Linked DNA regions of Homo sapiens: all the other regions are linked to region 4. Evidence: read pairs that join two places in POLR2A ChIA-PET (ENCODE). Cell type or tissue: MCF 10A. All regions are shown on one strand. Each heading gives the region's core, and the rest is flanking DNA. Links, peaks and the distances in the headings are about the cores only. Region 1 holds the start of LOC107985352 (a long non-coding RNA gene). Region 2 overlaps LOC102723834 (a long non-coding RNA gene). Region 3 overlaps LOC102723834 (a long non-coding RNA gene). Region 4 overlaps ENAH (ENAH actin regulator).

Region 1 (4,563 bases), core at 206-4,205, 130 kb after region 4:
ACATTTCACTTTGAAAGAGGCCACCACCTAAATGGGTTGAGATGCTCCTTTCTGCCTCTCTCTAGTCAAAGGTTCATACTGCCCAGGAGAAGAGTGAAAAGGGAAAATCAGCCTTATTAGCATGTATTTATTTGGGGCCTTGGCTCTGAGGCAGCATTTCGTGGTGCCTTTTAGGACTGGAAGAGAGAGGCTAGAAGATTCCTGCTATATTTGAAAGCAATTCATGACTTAATTTCACATTTTTTAGTTCTGGATTATGTAGGGTGCTTATATATTCAATTATTACCTCGTATTAAGATTTCAAATTGTGATCTTCCTATTTCCCAAAGAAGAGAGCTTGAGGAGTTCATTAGGCCAGGATTCTTCTTCCTTTGAGAGACAACCAAGCAGATGGTGTTGCTAATGCGCAGACACCTGCACAGATGCCCTGCTGAGGCCCAAACAACATCTGTGGCTTTTCTTCATACCCAATAAATAACTTACCTTTCCCTCTCTGATTTTTCCTCTTTTAAAATTCTGTATAGTTACTAATGGAGGTGATAAGGATAATGCAGGGCAGGACTTTTAAAACACTTTTAAAGCAACAAAACCCTCTTTCAATTGAAATCTGTGCCTAACTTCAGCATGTAAAACCAAAAAGAAAGGCCAGGTGTAGTAGCCCATGCCTGTAATCCTAGCATTTTGGGAGGCGGAGGTGGGAGGATTTCTTAAGGCTAGGAGTTTAAGACCAACCTGGATAATATAGCAAGACTCTGTCTCTACAAAAAATACAAAAATTAGCTGGGTGTTGTGGTGCACACACCTGTAGTCCCAGCTACTCAGGAGGCTGAGCCAGGAGGATCTCTTGTTTTTTGAGATGGAGTCTCACTCTTTTGCCCAGACTGGAGTGCAATGACGCGATCTCGGCTCACTGCAACCTCCGCCTCCCAGGTTCAAGCAATTCTCCTGCCTCGCCTTTCGAGTAGCTGGGATTACAGACATGCACTACCACACCCAGCTAATTTTTCTATTTTTAGTAGAGACGGGGTTTCACTATGTTGGCCAGGCTGGTCTCGAACTCCTGACTTCAAGTGATCTGCCCACCTTGGCCTCCCAAAGTGCTGGGATTACAGGTGTAAGCCACTGCACCCGGCCATTAGGAGGATCTCTTTTTATTTTATTTTATTTTTTTTTGAGACAGAGTCTCGCTCTGTCGCCCAGGCTGGAGTGCAGTGGCGCAGTCTCGGCTCACTGCAAGCTCCATCTCCCAGGTTCATGCCATTCTCCTGCCTCAGCCTCCAGAGTAGCTGGGACTACAGGCACCTGCCACCACACCCAGCTAATTTTTTTGTATTTTAGTAGAGATGGGGTTTCACCGTGTTAGCCAGGATGGTCTCGATCTCCTGACCTCGTGATCCGCCCGCCTCAGCCTCCCAAAGTGCTTGGATTACAGGCATGAGCCACCACGCCTGGCCCTGGAGGATCTCTTAAGCCCAGGAGTTTGAGGCTGCAGTGAGCTATGATCATGCCACTGCACTTCAGCCTGAGCAACAGAGCAAGACCCCATCTAAAAAAAAAAAAAGTAGGGGGCTGGGTGCAGTGGCTCACACCTATAGTTCCAGCACTTTAGGAGGCCAAGGTGGGCAGTTCACTTGAGGCCAGGAGTTCAAGACCAGCCTTGCCAACATGGTAAAACCCCATCTCTACTAAAATTACAAAAATCAGCCGGGCATTGTGGCACACACCTGTAATCCTAGCCACTCCGGAAGCTGAGGCAAAAGAATCGCTTGAACCTGGAAGGTGAAGGTTGCAGAAGCCAAGATTGCACCACTGCACTCCAGCATGGTTGACAGAGCAAGACTGTCTGAGAAAAAAAAAGAAAGAAAGAAAAGAAAAGAAAAAAAGTAGTGGTTCTTTGGTTAAGCTGGGATGGGGACCTGGAGTCTTGACCTCCTCGCTTCTGGCCCCTGGGAAGCAAATCTCACATAAATTCCAGAATGCTGCCATCATCCCAATCAGAATTTCTCAATCTCCAAGGGAAATTTTATCATCTGGCACTTCAATGGCTGTTTTAAAATGTTACAAAAGATTTGGCAAGGTCCCAATGGGAGGGGCAGGCACCTACATCTGGGCTTGGAAGCCAACGATGTGATATGAGGGAGTCTAAGTGGCCACTGCCAGCTCCGCTCTGGGGACTGCCAGCCTCCAATCCTGCTTGCTGTCTACATCACATAATGTGCCTGGTTGAGAAAAGGCCTTAGGAAGAGCCAGAGAGTGCCAGAGAATGGAAAGAGTATGACACATGCCTCGCTGAGGTCGGACAGCGCGTCAGCCTTACTTTCCCAGCTGACTAAGGACGCCTCCCACCAAGCTGCTTGCCTGCTGAAGCCTGTCTTGAAAACTGACAGTAGATGGCTGTGACTACCCAGAGTTTTTTCCCCAGCAGTTAATGAACACACAGCAGACGCATGCATGCAATACCTTGGAATCATCCCAGAGGCTCCAGGTCAGGTCTCCTTGTCTGAACGCCCCTACCTAGCTGGGCCACACAAGCAGTTTCCATGCTGAGTCCACTAAGTAATCCAAAACAATTGTTCCTTGGGATTTTTCTGAAAAAGAGATAGAAAGTGCTCTGCCTCGGTGAGCAGAGGGAGCTGCTTCAGTATTGGAAACAAAGATAACTGAAATGCAGTCTTTAGAATCTGATAAACCCTCTTCCCAGGACAAGAAAGGCATGAAGTCAGGCCTGAGCTTTGGGGCTCATTTCAGGTACATGCTGGCTTTAGCAACAGAGGAAAAGCCATTATCCCTGTCTTCTTAATTTCCCTCAGCAATCAGCCCTAGCAGGTTCACCATGTTCTCTGTGCAGTTTGAGACAAACTCACTAAACGTCCTGTTCTCTGAAAAATGATCCATCCAAGAGGGCACAGGCCAAGAGTGTTTCTCCTTTTGGTATCAGGGACAGGTTGTAATGCTGCCGTGATCAAAGGCATGAGTTCCTCAGGTGAGGGGGCAGCCCGGCTACAGCCCTGGTGGGGAGGGCTGCACTTAGCGTAGGAGCTGGCTATTTCACTGCCCCCACCCCATCTTCATTGCTTCTAGGCATCCAGAGCTCTATGGTGTAACGTATATCCTGGAATAGTTCCAACATCTCTGTTCCAGGACTTGCTGGACACAGAACCACTTGTGATACGGTTAGAAAAGTCACTTTTCATCTCCTGTCCTAAGCTGCTAAGAAAAACGAATCATGTAGCCTAGATTTACATGTTTGCCTTTTTCTGGTGATCATGAGTGACTGATCTGAGCAATAAGTATATGACTGAGAGGCCCTCGCCAGGCATTTGTGGAGCGGATTGCCGAAGCTTGGTTAGTTAAGCAATATGCCAGAAATTTGGAGATCATGAACTCTGACTTTTGCCACCTTGCCACATGCTCTTCAGCCAGTTATTTCTCCTATGTTCTGCCTTTATAAAATGGGGATAAGCTATCTCTGAGGTTGTTTTAAGAAGAGACACTAATGAAAATGATTGTCAAGTGCCTCTCTAAAGAGAAAGTACAGTAGGCATAAGTGCTTTATGTGATGAAATTCCATCTTTCTTCCTCCCTTTGCAACCTGAACCATGGAATCAATAATGTTTTTCCAAGTGCAGTGTCCCCAGGACAAAATATGAATCAGTTTCCTGAGCTCGGCAGCCCTCGGATGGGGAGTAGCCCCTGCCCTCTGGGGCCTGGTGTCCAGGGTGTGGCTGGCTTTACTGCTGTAAGTGCCCATCTTATCCTGGGATTCCAGCCAAGATGCCAGTGTTGCAAATTTCTCTGATTTCAGAGGAAGATTTGTTTAGGGGTTGAGTCTTCACAGTGGCTTTTGCCATCTATCTCCATTTTATTTTCTCTTTTATCGAGTACCTATTGTACCCCAGGCACTGTGCTAAATGCATTCACCTACATTATCTTGTTTAATCCTCTGAGCAGCTCGGCGAGGGGGGTGTCATTACCATTCTTATTTTACCTCACGAAATAGGCACTTGGAGGGAGTGAAACGAGTTAGCAAGGTAACACAGAAAACAACGGGCAAGGCCAGGATTCCAACCCAAGCTCATCATTACTCTCCCATGCTTCCTTTCCCACAGTTGCCCTACATTCAGACACTTCCCATTTAAGAGAAAATCAAACTGCAGTTTGAGAAAGCACTAACTAGAGAGTTCAAGGGAGTGGGGTCTTCTGCCCACACCTATGGGGAATATGCTGTAGGCATGGCTATTGGGTACTACCTGCCTTGGAGGATGAGGGTGAAGGGAATGGGGTCCTTCCTCCTTCACCTGGTCCTGTAGACCAGTGCCCAGGCCTGTGTGTTCTCAGAGCATTTCCTGCCCATCTGAAATGCAGAGCATCCAGGCTGTCACTGCTACAGCAGGGCCCCTAATGCACTGCCTTACATCAACATGATTGTCAACTCATTTCAGCTCAATCATCCGGCCTTGTGAGAGACGCCCACATGCTGAAGAGCCTTTCTGCAGTTCTGCATTGAACTCTTCATGTGGCCCCATCTAGTAATGAGTGCGAGTGGTAAGTGCAAGAAACAGA
Region 2 (4,563 bases), core at 257-4,256, 110 kb after region 4:
TGTAGAAGAACCAGTGGCCCATTCATTCACCCAGCAATCATGTGTCCTCCATTTATGTACCCAACATTCACGTGTCCTCCATTTATTCACCCAACAATCACCTGTCCTCCATTTATTCACCCAACAATCACGTGTCCTCCATTTGTTCACCCAGCAATCACGTGTCCTCCATTCATTCACCCAGCAATCACATGTCCAGCACCTACCTCGAGCCAGGTGCTACTTAGAGCCTTGTTCAGCAGTGAACAAAAGAGGCTGAGTCCCTTCATGAAGGAGTTCGCAGACTAGATGAGAAGACAGGCAAACAGGCAGTTGGGACACAGTGTGGGGAATGCTACAGTAGGGTAAATAAGGGGAGCTGTCGGGGGGATGGCCCCAGTGGTAACAAAAACTTAAGGCTGCAAAGATTAATCTATTTAGAGTGAGTGGCAGAATCAAAGGCCCAAAGACAAGAAGGAGCCTGGCTTTTTGGAAAGTAAAAGTGGAGCTGTGTGGCTGGAGCGAAGGGTAGGTGGCAAAGAAGAGAAAAGACCTGAGGTTGGAGAGGTAAGCAAGGGCTGATCACAGGGAGCAGAGCCTGCCCCTCCAGTCCCACCCAACCTGCCTAGAGTCTGTGTTTTATCCTGCGGCAGGGAGGGAGTTGGAAACAAGAAGGCCAGTTACAAGAGAGTAGTGACTGTGTAAGTGAAAAGAAACAAATGGAGTTGAGAGATTTATAGGCGGGATAATGGACAGGCCTTGTTAATTGATTGGCTAAAGAAGAAGTAAAGGGAGACTCTCAAGTTTCTAGCATGGGCAACTGGGTCAAGGGAGATGCTGTTCACTGAAATAGGAAACAGGAGGAAGGACTAGTTTATGGGGGAAGATGAAGAGCTTATTTTGAGCATGTGGATTTTGAAGGGCCTGTGGGGAATGTAAATGGGGAATGGCAGCAGACAGCTGGATTTATGTGTCTGGAGCCTGGAAGAGAGGTCTGGACTGGTGGCACTGGATGATTGATCTCCAGCTTTGGATGATGATGGAAGCCTCAGAATCATCGGGATGAACCAGAGGAGAGGAAAGAGTAAGAAAAGAACAAAACGAGGGCTAGACCAGCAGAGAATACAGCCACTTAGGGATGAGCAGAAGCCGAAGAACTCACAAAGGGAGAGGAGCCCACACAGGACACTGGGAGGAGGGGCTGGGAAAGTAGGAGTTAAAGGAGTTAAAGAGCTGGATGTCCTGAAGTCAAGGGATGAAAAGCACATTAAAGGGGGAACAATAAGCAACTTGGGAAGCTACTGAGAGGTCAAGGAAGAAAAGACTCAAGGCAGTCACTGGATCAAGCCACAGGGAGGTTTTAGTAACCTTGCTAAGACTGACTCCGAGGAGTGCTGGGTGGATGCAGAAAGGAAGGGAGGAAGACAGCGTCACAGAGACAGTGAATGCGAGCTACTCTCCAAAGACTGCAGCTGAGAAAGAAGGACAGATGGAGGGGCAGGTGAGGTCAAGGAAAGTTCTTAATTACGCTGCCATCTTTAAAAATTGAAGTAAATTGTATTTGTTTATATGGTGATGGGTAGGAGGCTATAGAAGAAAGGCTGAAGGAACAGGGAGAGTGAATAACTGATAAGAGTGGAGTTTCTGAAAAGGCAAGATACCATGGAAGGCATTGGCCTTGGACAGAAATGATAAGAATAGTAACAGCAATATTAATAATTAAAGAAAGTTTCTTGTGCCAGGCACCATGTACCTTTTCCATTATCTCTGTTTGTTTGTTTGTTTGTTTGTTTGAGACAAGGTCTTGCTCAGTTGCCCAGGCTGGAGTGCAGTGGTGCAATCATGGCTCACTGCAGCCTCGATCTCGACTCCGCCTCAAAAAAAAAAAAAAAGTGGGGGACAATCTTTAACTGAGGCCCTCACAATTGCTCCATGTCACAGAGCTAATAAATGATGCAGCTGGGGCTCGTTCCATCCTTAACAGAGGAATAAAGGGGAAGATGGACTCAGGTGCAGTAATGTTGCAGGTTTGGTGACTGTGGGCATTGTCCTCTGATTACCTCTATCTCCTGTGAAGTAGGAGGTAGGGGGGTGGTGGCGGAGGGGTCAATGGGAGGGAGAGGTTACCCAATCACCTGTAGTGAATGCTGTGACAGATGAGCAGCTGTTGAGGGCCACATCTCCAGTAGCTCCGGCAGCCAGCGGGCAGAAGAAGGAGGAGTCGGTGACACAGGACTGGGACTGGTTCTCACTTGTCTCTCCCTGTTTTTAACCTTCCAAAACTGAGGGAGGACCTGCCTTAGAGGTGTACTAGCTGGAGTGCCAATTTAGTTCCAGAAAGGAAGTGGAATCTCTGGTTACCTGCCAATGTTAATACATGTCAGAACAATAGTCCTGCTTGGGTCCTAGAAAATTGTGGTGCAACACCCATGTCATTATCGTCCTTATAATTTTTCATAGGCTTTGTAGCAACTTTGTAATTTGTGCTGAATTTCATTGACATACCAAATCTCAACAGCACAATACTTTTTAGTTCTGAAATGTTTCATTCATTCCATCTTTCATTTATTCATTCCACAAATATTTATTGAGAGTCAGGCAGTGGTGGCCAATACATCCAATGTTCCTGTCCTCACAAACCAGGAAAACACACCTATTTTAACTAGACTAGATGTGCGCCCCATGAGGTCATGGGCTTTGATTATTTTATTCACCACTTCATTCTGAGTGCCTGAAACAGTGCCTGGCATGTAAGGGATGCTCAATAAATGTTTGTTTGCAGAGGTGCATTTATCATGAAACTAAACAGAGTTTAAGCTTCATAGCCCCTCAATTGCACTGTCCTCTTTCATGGCTCTGGGAGGGGACTACTGTGTGCTCTCATGGTAATCTGTTTTTATAAAAATTTCAAAGGTAAGATACTTTAACTAGTTCTCTGTCTCTACCCTAACTTCCCCTCTACCACTTTCCGCTGATGTCAGTGACATTGGAGAGGCCATGGGCATTCTGGATATCCAGCTAAGAGGAAGTTGCATTGGGACTACATTTAGTATGGGATGTTGGGGACATATTTATGGGATGTGGGAGACGTATGTGGTATGCTGTCACTTAGGTAGATATGAAGTTATTGCTAGCTAGCAATATATAGCAATATAGCTATATCAGTACATAGGTGACGTCCAGGAATACTCCTTTACTCACTGTAAAGACCCACCTGGCATGTCATAAAGGTACAGGGTCAGATGTGATGTCACAAAATGAGCCTGTCCTGGGCTCCTGGCACTAGAAGTTTGGGGGTGGTAGAGAAACAAGGGCTTTTTTAAAAGAAGGCCTCCAAAATTGTCCAAGCTTCAGGCCCCTCAAAATGTGAATCTGCCCTTAACTGGATATGGATAAATCTAAATCAGCTCATACTTTATTTTCTCTCACATTTACAGACTACAGAGCCTAAGTCAAAGCTTGTTCTTGGACCCAGGAAATATGTCAAATCCTTCCAGTGAATGGTATGTCTTCCTAAATGACGCACTTGTGAGAACAGCTGGACCTAACTGTCTAAAGGACAGCTAGCTTCCAGCCCGATTTTCAGAGCTGATATATCAAAATCTAATTCCTTTTACAGAATAGCCAAATAAATATTTTCACTGTCAAATTCTTCACACCAAATGCTGTACAAGCAAAATCATTATACCTTAGATAATGACTGTATTATATTCGTAGATTTCTAGTGGTGTTCATTTATTCACTCACTCACTTGATAAATACACGAAGTCCTTACTACAAGTCAGGTATTGGGGGTAATACATTAACTAAGACACAGTCCCCTTCTTCAAAGAGTCTAGTGGGGGAGTGAGACATTTAAACAGGCGATGACAATACATGATTCACACTAAGATTGGGGTTGATGATGAGCACAGCATTTTCGAAGCACTTGGGTGGAGCTCCCACCTTGGCAAGGCAAGTCAGGGAATGCTTCTTGGAAAAGCTGAGTCAACCTCTCGGCAGGGATGCTGGAGCACTGGGTGGGAGGGTGAACTGGATCAAAGGTTCCCAAATCTGGCTGATCATCAGAATCACCTGGGGGAGCTTCGAGAGTCCCAGGCTTGCCCCCAACCTACTGACTCAATTTCAGTGGGGTGAATTTCAGGAATCTGTCTCCTAAAAAATAAAAGCATGCCTGGTGGGTTTTTGATCCACCAAATTTGGTGAAGTGGATGACTTGTGATTTTGGGGAGAGGGCCCAGGGCAGGAAGGGGTAGATAAAAAAGCCCACGGGAGGCTGCAGAATGCCCTATGGAAAAGGCAGAGTAAGGAGGGGCTAAGGCACAGGTAGGCAGAGGAGACTTTCCAGGCAAGGGGAAAAAGAACCTTCTACATGGGCTGTTTGAAGGAGCTCAGGCCCTTTTAGAACAGTCACTCAGCATGGCTGGCAGCTCACAGGGCCGCTGGCTAACTCAGGTTCGGAAAATCATTTAGCAACCTGATAGAGACCACAGAGGTGGCTGTGTTTCATGTTGGGGAAAGGGGCAGGAATGCCTGCACTGTGGAGCAGGAAGGAAAAGGCTCAGACTGCACCTGTGACCCTGC
Region 3 (4,563 bases), core at 432-4,431, 97 kb after region 4:
AGAATTCCCACACTTTGGCAATATGAAAGGACTATTCTGTAATCCTATTTTCAGGACAGTTTTCCTTCCTTTTAAAAATCCAGGTTGGCTGGGCTTGGTGGCTCATGCCTGTGTAATCTCAGCACTTTGGGAGGCCGAGGTGGGCGGATCACGAGGTCAGGAGATCAAGACCATCCTGGCTAACACTGTGAAACCCCGTCTCTACTAAAAAATACAAAAAATTAGCCGGGCGTGGTGGCGGGTGCCTGTAGTCCCAGCTGCTCGGGAGGCTGAGGCAGGAGAATGGCATGAACTCGGGAGGCGGAACTTGCAGTGAGCCGAGATCGTGCCATTGCACTCCAGACTGGGTGACAGAGTGAGACTCCGTCTCAAAAAAAAAAAATCTGCCTGTAATCCCATCACTCTGGGAGGCCGAGGTGGGTGGATCATGAGGTCAGGAGTTCAAGACCAGCCTGGCCAAGATGGTGAAACCCCATCCTACTAAAAATACAAAAAAATTAGCCAGGTGTGGTGGTGGGCGCCTGTAATCCCAGCTGAGGCACAGAATTGCTTGAACCCAGGAGGCAGAGCTGGCAGTGAGCCAAGATCACACCACTGCACTCCAGCCTGGGTGAAAAAGCGAGACTCCATCTCAAAAAAAAACAAAAAAAATTTTCAGATAAATTTCTCATCAGAATAGAATTCTATACCTGGGGCCCTTTGAATACTGTTTTGAATGTTGAACTTCATTTGAGGTGAAATAATGATGCTAACTCACATTTATTAAGCATTTACAATATGTCTTGCACCCCTGCAGGCACTTTATATCTATTTAATTTAATCATATAATGCTTATCTCTAATACCAAGGTTACATACTAGTGAGTGCCAAAGGTGGAATCCAACTCACCTTTTTCTTTTCTTTTCTCTTTTTTTTCCTTTTTTTTTTTTTTTTTCGATGGTGTCTCACTCTGCCACCCAGGCTGGAGTGCAGTGGCATGAGTTTGGTTCACTGCAATGTTTGCCTCTTGGGTTCAAGCGACTCTCTTGCCTCAGCCTCCCAAGTAGCTGGGATTATAGGTGTGTGCCACCAGGCCCAGCTAATTTTTGTATTTTTAGTAGAGACGAGGTATCACCATGTTGGCCAGGCTGGTCTTGAACTACTGACCTCAAGGGATCCGCCTGCCTCAGCCTCTCAAAATTCTGGGATTACAGGTGTGAGCCACTGTGTCTGGCCTAACACCTTTTTCTTTATAGAAAGCTGCCTGGTTTTTGAAGGAAGTCTTGAAACAATTTTTTTCTTCTTAAAAGTACTTTATAAAGTCTTTTGATTATAAAAATAATGTATGCTTATAATAGAAATTTTGGAAAATGCAAAATGTGTAAAGAAGTAGTAATTCTACTACTCCACATGTAACTGCTGTTAATATTTTAAATTCTCCTAAGGTATTTTTCTGCACATTTATTGATAATATTTCTTTTTTCTCCAAATTGTGATCTTAAAACTTTTAGACTTTCCAAAGATTTTGTAAACTTCTTTGAAATACCAGGAAGCCCATCTAACCCAGTGCAGCAAGTATGGACTTTTGAAGTTCAAACATAGTTTGGAAAATTGACCACACGGTTTCCAAGAGGAAACTAAAATTGGCAAAATGCCCTTTTCCACCCTGATAGGGGCTTTAAATGCCTAACCATTTGTTTTGCTGGCAGCAGGACCATTTTTTAGTGGCAACCAATGACTATTAGTGCCAATAAAAGTTCTTAAACCCCTCACAGCATTAATCATGCTCCAGATGTTACAAAAGTTGAGTGACCGAAAATGTACATACATTGAAGTCTTCAGCTGCTGCCTCAAGGTCATGGGGATTTCAGCTTCATTCTCTTAATTCAGAGTTAAGCCAGACCCCATCAGTGAGATTTCAGCCTCATTATAAACCACAGAGGCTTCATTTTGCATATATTTCAGCATTTTATATTTTCCTTTGGCCACTCTCATAGTGTATGTGTTCCTTTAAAACATCTCCTCTTTGATGAATAGTCCTTCCTGGGGCCCTTTTGTAGGCATGAGAGATTATACTCTGTTTTGATTCTATCTTTGCCCCTGAGATACCAACCAGTAGCATTCTTCCCACTTTGTCTGATCAAATGGAATTATTTTTAGAAGAAGCTGCTGTGTTTGAAAGACAGCTTATAATCTTAAAAAAGCCCTTTACATTGCAGACATATGGGCTTCTTGACAGTGTGTGTCTAGAATTGCAATGTTTTCTCTGCCCAGAGGACTACCTTTGAATTCACCCTTTCTGCTTGTGTGTGTCTGTAAAGATAAATGAATTGCTTTGGCACTGAATATAGTAACTGTAGCGTGCATCATTTCTGACAACTACTTCCTGAACTTCTTCCCTGAGTTTTGTACCAACTGTTCTCATTGGTTCTCCGCAGAGCTCGTGGCACAGAGGAAAATGGACATAAGGTAGCGGTAACAGGCTGGCGACTGTGGCTTTTACACATTGCTTCACACAACCCTGTCCAGGAGTTTTACACACTCACTAAACAAACAGAAGACACCATCCAATTCACTGGAGCCCCGTTGGATAAATACGGAAAGAATGTGGGAGCTATGTCATGAACCACAATGGTTTTGTGTTCTGTGTAATTTGAAGACGAGATTCCTTTGCTGTGTGTCACCTCCCATATTACCACTGTCGCCCAACATTTCATAACCATCAACTCTTTGCCAGTGCCCACATGCAAAGATGGGTTTGTATTAAAAAATAAATGAGAACAGCACATTCTGATGTGGTGTAGTATATCAGCATTTTCCATGAAACCTCGTCTCCGGCCTTCCCCTTTTAGGAAACAAAGGACCCGTGACAGAGCCTACTTATCCCGTTACAGCTCCTGGTGAGAAGGGCGAAGCCATGTCAGAAATAATAGAAAAGGCTTTTTCCTTTGAAATATCTAAACGTTCAAAGATGGGAACAGCCGCAGGGGGGAGAATACTGTGCTATGCAAGTTGATCTGATTTTGTGGACCATCCATTTCCAATTGGGAAGCTCACTTACTTTCAACTTGAAGCATCAGAAAACCAGACTTACAGCAGCTTCAGCCTATAGGGGTTTATTTTTCTCATGTAACAAGAAGAACAGAAGTGGACAGAGGCCGAGTTCTCAAGGACTCAGTTTCTTTCTGTCCCACCAACCTTACCATGTTGGATTGTCATCTTTGTGCTTGTTGCCTCATGATGGCAAGATGGCTGCAGCACCTCTGGGACTCACGACTGATTTTTAAGGTAGGAAGAAGGGGACAGGACTGTACTAGCCAGATGGCTTCCTTTCATCTGGAAAGCAAAAGGTTTCCCTGAATCCTCAGCAGATTTCTGCTGTCTTCCCATTGGCCAGAACTGTGTCACATGGTCACTTTTAATAGGTTTAAAAATGAGTTTTTCTTGGGAATATTGCTGGCTTGAACTAAATTGTGGTTCTGTTAGTGCAAAAAAGAGGAGTGGGTGGAGTTTGGTCACATACCTCACACAGCCGCTCTTCTTAAGATGCTACTTAGAGGATGGTAGGGACTGAGAGGAGGAGGCAGAAGGAGCATAGCGACCTCTTTGGAGATGTAAGTGACTGTCTACATCATGTGTTTGTAGAGCCATGGGAATCAAAAATAACTCTTGCGATAGATTAGCAGCCCCAAACTTTTTGTTCACATGCGAAAATCTCTGTAATGAATTGTTAGTTCCGTGTTACAATTATTATGAAAATCTGCTGTGTTTAAATTATTGGGAAAGTAAAAGTATGATTTTTAAAAGGTAAATCTGACCATTTTGCCCACCCCTGGCTTAAAATCCTTCAGGAGATTTCCATAGCTCTTGAGATAAAATGCACCATCCTTGGCATGGGCTCTAGAGACCTACAGGACACTATTTTAGCAGCCTCCTGTGTGTCTGTCTGCTCCAGGGCTCTCTCTCTGTCCCTCCTTTTCCCTAGAACCCTCTTTCCCCATTTGGGGCCTTGCAGCCCCTGCTTATTCTTCAGCTCTAAGATGAAGGGTTCCTTAGAGAAGCATTCCTTTACCCATCAGCCTGGCTTTGGGCACCCCAATAGGAGCGCTGAGTATTCTGATCGTCTCTTTAGCATTAATTTTTAATTTTTATTTATTTTATTTTATTTTTGAGACAGAATTTCACTTTTGTTGCCCAGGCTGGAGTGCAGTGGCACGATCTCAGCTCACTGCAACCTCCGCCTCCCGGGTTCAAGCAATTCTCTGCCTCAGCCTCCCGAGTAGCTGGGATTACAGGTGCCCGCCACCATGCCAGGCTAATTTTTTTGTATTTTTAGTAGAGATGGAGTTTCACCATGTTGGCCAGGCTGGTCTTGAACTCCTGACGTCAGGTGATCCACCTGCTTTGGCCTCGCAAAGTGCTGGGATTACAGGCATGAGCCACCATGCCCAGTGGTATTTATTTTTATAATTAATTATAAAAAATAATTAATTCTCAGTAAATTGTTTCAATTCTGCTTTCCCTGCTAGAATGTTAACTTTATGAAGGCCCCGTTGTTCTTTTTTCCTACTTGATTTGTAGCAC
Region 4 (4,563 bases), core at 386-4,385:
ATATAGTGATGAAAATGACAGCAAAATATATCTACCCACTTCAAACAGGTCTTAAAATATATTCAACAATTAACAGAACTGTCAGAGAAAAATCAACAATTACTCTTAATCAACTCTGTTCAGACTACTGATAGATCAAGCAGACAAAATATAAGCAAAAAAATTCAAGTTCTCAACAGTACAAACAGAAGGTTCCAATTACGGCCAGGCACGGTGGCTCACGCCTGTAATCCCAGCAGTTTGGGAGGCCGAGGTGGGCGGATCACGATGTCAGGAGATTGAGACCATCCTGGCTAACAGTGAAACCCCGTGTCTACTAAAAATACAAAAAATTAGCCGGGTGTGGTGGCGGACGCATGTAGTCCCAGCTACTTGGGAGGCTGAGGCAAGAGAATGGCGTGAACCTGGGAGGCGGGGCTTGCAGTGAGCCAAGATGGCGCCACTGCACGCCAGCCTGGGTGACAGAGTGAGACTCCATCTCCCCGCCAAAAAAAAAAAAAAGAGAAGGTTCCAATTACAAAATACTTATATTAAAAAAGAAAGTCCTAAAAGCAATGACCTACACTTCCTTAGGTCAAAGAAATACATCCCAATGGACGGGGATACATTTTTTTTCTCACATACCCTAAACATTTATATTACTAAACCATGTGGTAGGCACAAGGGCATACAGATTATGTTCTGATATAATACAATGAACTCAGGAATCAATAATTTTTATAAATATTCAAATTTGGAAACTAAAAAAAATATAACTTAATAACCCTTACGTTAAAAAGGAAATCAATAAAAATCAGGAAACATTTAGAAAATATATGTTAGAGCCAAGGAAGAACTTGAGGAAAATATATGGCTTTAAACATTTACCAGAAATAAGAAGGTGAAAAAAAAGAAAAGCCTAACAAAGAAAAGCCAAATAAATAAAAAGGAAAGAAATAATAAAGGACAGAAATCAATGAAAATCTAGTCCAAATGAACAATTAAGAAGATAACAAAACCAAAAGCTGTTTCTTGGTAAATATTAATAGCCTAGATAAAATTCTAGTAAGATTCATCAAGAAAAAGACAAAGAAGATCCAAAAGAAGAGAAATGACAAAATTATCAGAAGAAATAAAGAGGATTTGAATAGATTGAAAGAAAACAGGTTGAAAAACAGATCAAAAGATTAAAGCAACTGAAATGGCAATGCTCTTCTCCCAACAAAGTAAAACAAAACGAACTCCGTGATGAGACCTTTTTTTAATAGGTGGATTCTACTAAGCTTTTAAGAAACATTCTATTCTTATCTTATACAAGTTGTTTCAGAAAGTTAAAAAGAACAAAAGCTACGGTCATTTTTATCAGGCTAGTATTGAATCTAAAACCAGATAACAATGCTATAAAGTTACAGCCTAAATAAAATACTGACTAATCAAATCCAACAGTGTTTTTTTGTTGTTAATTATTAAAGGCTAAAAGAAAAAACTCAGGTGGTTATCTTGATAGAAGCAGGAAAACAACTGGACAAAAGAAGAACCTACTTAATAATTTTTTTAATCTATGCAAACCTGGAATAGAAGGGAGTTTCCTTAATTTAGCAAAGGTTATATATATATATCAAAAACGTATAACAAATATAAAATAGAGACTTCAAAAGCCTTTCCCTATGTCAACAAATATGACCATGCTGTCTAGCACAGTGCCAGACTGGCCAACACTGTAAAAAATAAGAGTGTAACATTTGAAAAGAAAGAGAGAAAACTGTCACTGCTGCTGATGACATCATCATCTATCTAGAAGAACCAAAACAATCCACAAATAGAATAACATTTCTCCACCAAAATTAATCTATAAATGTAATGCAATCTCAAATTGCCAGTTTGATTCTTTAAAGAATTCAATAAACAGCCTACAATGTTCATGCTAAAATAAAGGCTAACCAACAGCTAAATCAACCTCAAAAAAAAAAATAAACTTGCTTGACCAGATATTAAAACATACTATGAAGTATAGCCAACAGTAAGAGATATGAGCACAAAAACAAATACCCAAATAGAACTAAATGAGAACTTACTCTGGGACACAAAGAACTAAATGATAATAAAGGATTAAAAGGTACCCACAAATCAATGGCAAAAACAATAGAAATTTGTTAATGGTTCTTGGCTATCCAAAATGTGAAGACTCAACCTTTAAGCAGTCATTCTCCCTAAGTAAAAATAAATAATTAAGCAAATATTTAGAATTATATGTATAACTTCTTAAAAGCTCAAAAGTTTAACTACACCGATGGCTCTTTATTATATAGCGCTTGAGATACATACTTTAAAGCTCCTAAATTATTAAAAGAATAACCCCTGAAATAAATTGAAATATGGTAATTTGCAGCTTCTATAAAATTACTTTTATTAATTTAATAATTACACATTAACACTCAAAAATAGTCAATGAAAGTTAGAAAAAAGTGTACCTGCAAATATAACCGTGCTTTTCTCTTTCTCCAAAACTAAGCTCTGTTCATCTTTAAATTCAGTACTAGTATCAAACTTCCATTTCAAAAAGGAAAGGAACTGCTATGTTTATTCTACCACAGCCTCAAAATGTACAGAGGCATTCATTACAGGCATGCTCTGGCTACCCAAGTGCTATGAGTCATGTTTATTTTCAAAGACAACACTTTGAAATCAATCAGAAGGACTGTGAAAAAGTACATTAAGAAAAACATTGGTATCTACCAAATGTAAAGTTTTCAAAATTAGACCATCAGCCAAGATACAAACTTGTAAAACTGAAATCACTACAAAGAATTTCACAAATTTAAGTAGCTAATGGCTATGGGTTTAAATGGTCAAAATAAAAATTGCTGATCACTTAGAATCAACCACAAGGAACAAAAAAAGTATGGTGAAATCACACATGTGGTATAAAATTAATGAAATTATTACCCAGTAGCCTTTTGCATACCAGGTTTTCAGGGGTCACTCATTCTAAATCTTATTTATTCAAAACTTTTTGTGAGTGCTATAATTTCAACTAGAAACTTCTAATAAGCAAAAACTTGCATGTATGCCAAAGAATCTTTAATAACACTACACACTATGAGTAATAACACTGTCATTCTACTAATTAAACTCAAATTTAAACAAGCTACTTTCAGTGGCAGACATAAAAACCAAAATTCCTTATCACTTTGACTTTGAAAATAACACTCTTAGGAGGTATTCTGGACATAATCAAAGTCCAGGCTCTCTCACTATTTTTATTCAGTGAAGTTATTACTGTTTCTCTTAACTTTGGAAAATGTCAATGACTTGCTGAGGGAGAACAGGCAGGCAGAGCTAAAGGAGGAAAATGAGGGCTTAATATAAATGGGGGTAAATAAATAGGTGGGAAAATATGCCCCAGACAGCTATTAAACAAAGGGAGACTACTATTGTGTGCCTTATCCACTAGAAAAAAACAATATTTTAAAATTGTACAAATGTGGCCAGGCGCAGTGGCTCACGCCTGTAATCTCAGCACTTTAGGAGGCCGAGGCGGGCAGATCACTTGAGGTCAGGAGTTCGAGACCAGCCTGGCCAACATGGTAAAACCCCGTCTCTACCAAAAAAAAAAAAAAAAAAAAAATTAGCCAGGCATGGTGGTGGGTGCCTGTAGTCCCAGCTACTTGGGAGGCTGAGGCAGGAGAATCGCTTAAGCCCATGAGGCAGGGGTTGCAGTAAGCCGAGATTGCGCCATTGCACTCCAGCCTGGGCAACACAGCAAGACCCTGTCTCAAACAAAAACAAACAAAAAAAGGACAATTGATAAAAGATTTAGAGAGGGCTGATAAAGATATGAAAAACATTAAAGCTAGCTAGTAAAGAAATGCAAGTTAAATAAAACAAGATATCCTTTTAGACTTTGATACTTAGGAGAAAACAGTAATGTTAGAGTGGGAAAAGGGCATCCTCATACCTTGCTGATAAAAAAGCAAAGGCTCTTGTCCTTATGCATCAAGAACCTTTGAAACGTGAATATCCACTGACTCAGCAGATTACACTTCTGTAGGTTTCACTTAAAGCATGTAAAATGTTAAACTGAACTACATGATGATTGGAAATTCTGACAAGCGACTGGGTAAATACAATTGTAGATTGAATCTTAAGAAACTGCTGATATTCAACCACTTGTGAATAGAAAGACTAAGCAATTTTAAAATGATACATATCTACACTCGAAATTGACACCTTCTGATATTAAATAAGGGGGAAGGATACAAAACACTACTTTGGGGAGTGGGGGAGAGAAAAGACCAGTAAGAACATAATATTTAGAAGTCAACTCGATGTCAGGCACTTTTAACATACATCGTCCTTAATTTCTTACCATCATTCTGTGATGTACAGTTACTCCCAGTTCATAGATTTGGAAGCAAGTCTCAGAGAAGTTACAAAAATTTAGGGAACTATTAAGAGGCAAGGCTAGAGTTCAAACCAGGCCTACCTATCTGACTACAATGTCCGAGTTATTTCCACTTCATCACACTAATACATTCCTTTCTGAAGTGTATCAGAAATGATACTCCTTTAAATGCATGAGAT

Evidence for each region. Peaks named below come from ENCODE experiments on the same cell type or tissue, not always from the same donor. Only the 100,000 strongest peaks of a DNase experiment are listed, where the experiment ranks them.
Region 1: POLR2A ChIA-PET joins it to region 4 with 26 read pairs; 9 of 35 experiments call an interaction of 5 or more read pairs at or near these places.
Region 2: POLR2A ChIA-PET joins it to region 4 with 11 read pairs; 3 of 35 experiments call an interaction of 5 or more read pairs at or near these places.
Region 3: POLR2A ChIA-PET joins it to region 4 with 13 read pairs; 3 of 35 experiments call an interaction of 5 or more read pairs at or near these places.

What each region holds. Positions count from the first base shown.
Region 1 is chr1:225,733,653-225,738,215 of GRCh38, forward strand. LOC107985352 (a long non-coding RNA gene) reads left to right here and starts at 4,357. Exons shown (of 2, transcript XR_001738499.2): 1 at 4,357-4,545. In MCF 10A, for the core only: a CTCF peak has its summit at 2,384 (motif pointing right); DNase peaks (open chromatin) are centred at 2,199, 3,239 and 3,709.
Region 2 is chr1:225,707,087-225,711,649 of GRCh38, forward strand. It overlaps LOC102723834 (a long non-coding RNA gene), which reads left to right. Exons shown (of 4, transcript XR_426933.4): 3 at 3,417-3,482. Among named protein-coding and RNA genes, the nearest start is that of ENAH, 56 kb to the left of the region's middle. RefSeq lists an enhancer at 3,188-4,387. In MCF 10A, for the core only: no CTCF peak of the experiment used is centred there; DNase peaks (open chromatin) are centred at 2,295 and 3,925.
Region 3 is chr1:225,697,840-225,702,402 of GRCh38, forward strand. It overlaps LOC102723834 (a long non-coding RNA gene), which reads left to right. Exons shown (of 4, transcript XR_426933.4): 2 at 2,418-3,267. Among named protein-coding and RNA genes, the nearest start is that of ENAH, 47 kb to the left of the region's middle. RefSeq lists an enhancer at 1,917-3,116. In MCF 10A, for the core only: no CTCF peak of the experiment used is centred there; a DNase peak (open chromatin) is centred at 2,592.
Region 4 is chr1:225,601,037-225,605,599 of GRCh38, forward strand. All of the region lies in intron 1 of ENAH (ENAH actin regulator), which reads right to left. Among named protein-coding and RNA genes, the nearest start is that of ENAH, 50 kb to the right of the region's middle. In MCF 10A, for the core only: no CTCF peak of the experiment used is centred there; a DNase peak (open chromatin) is centred at 2,615.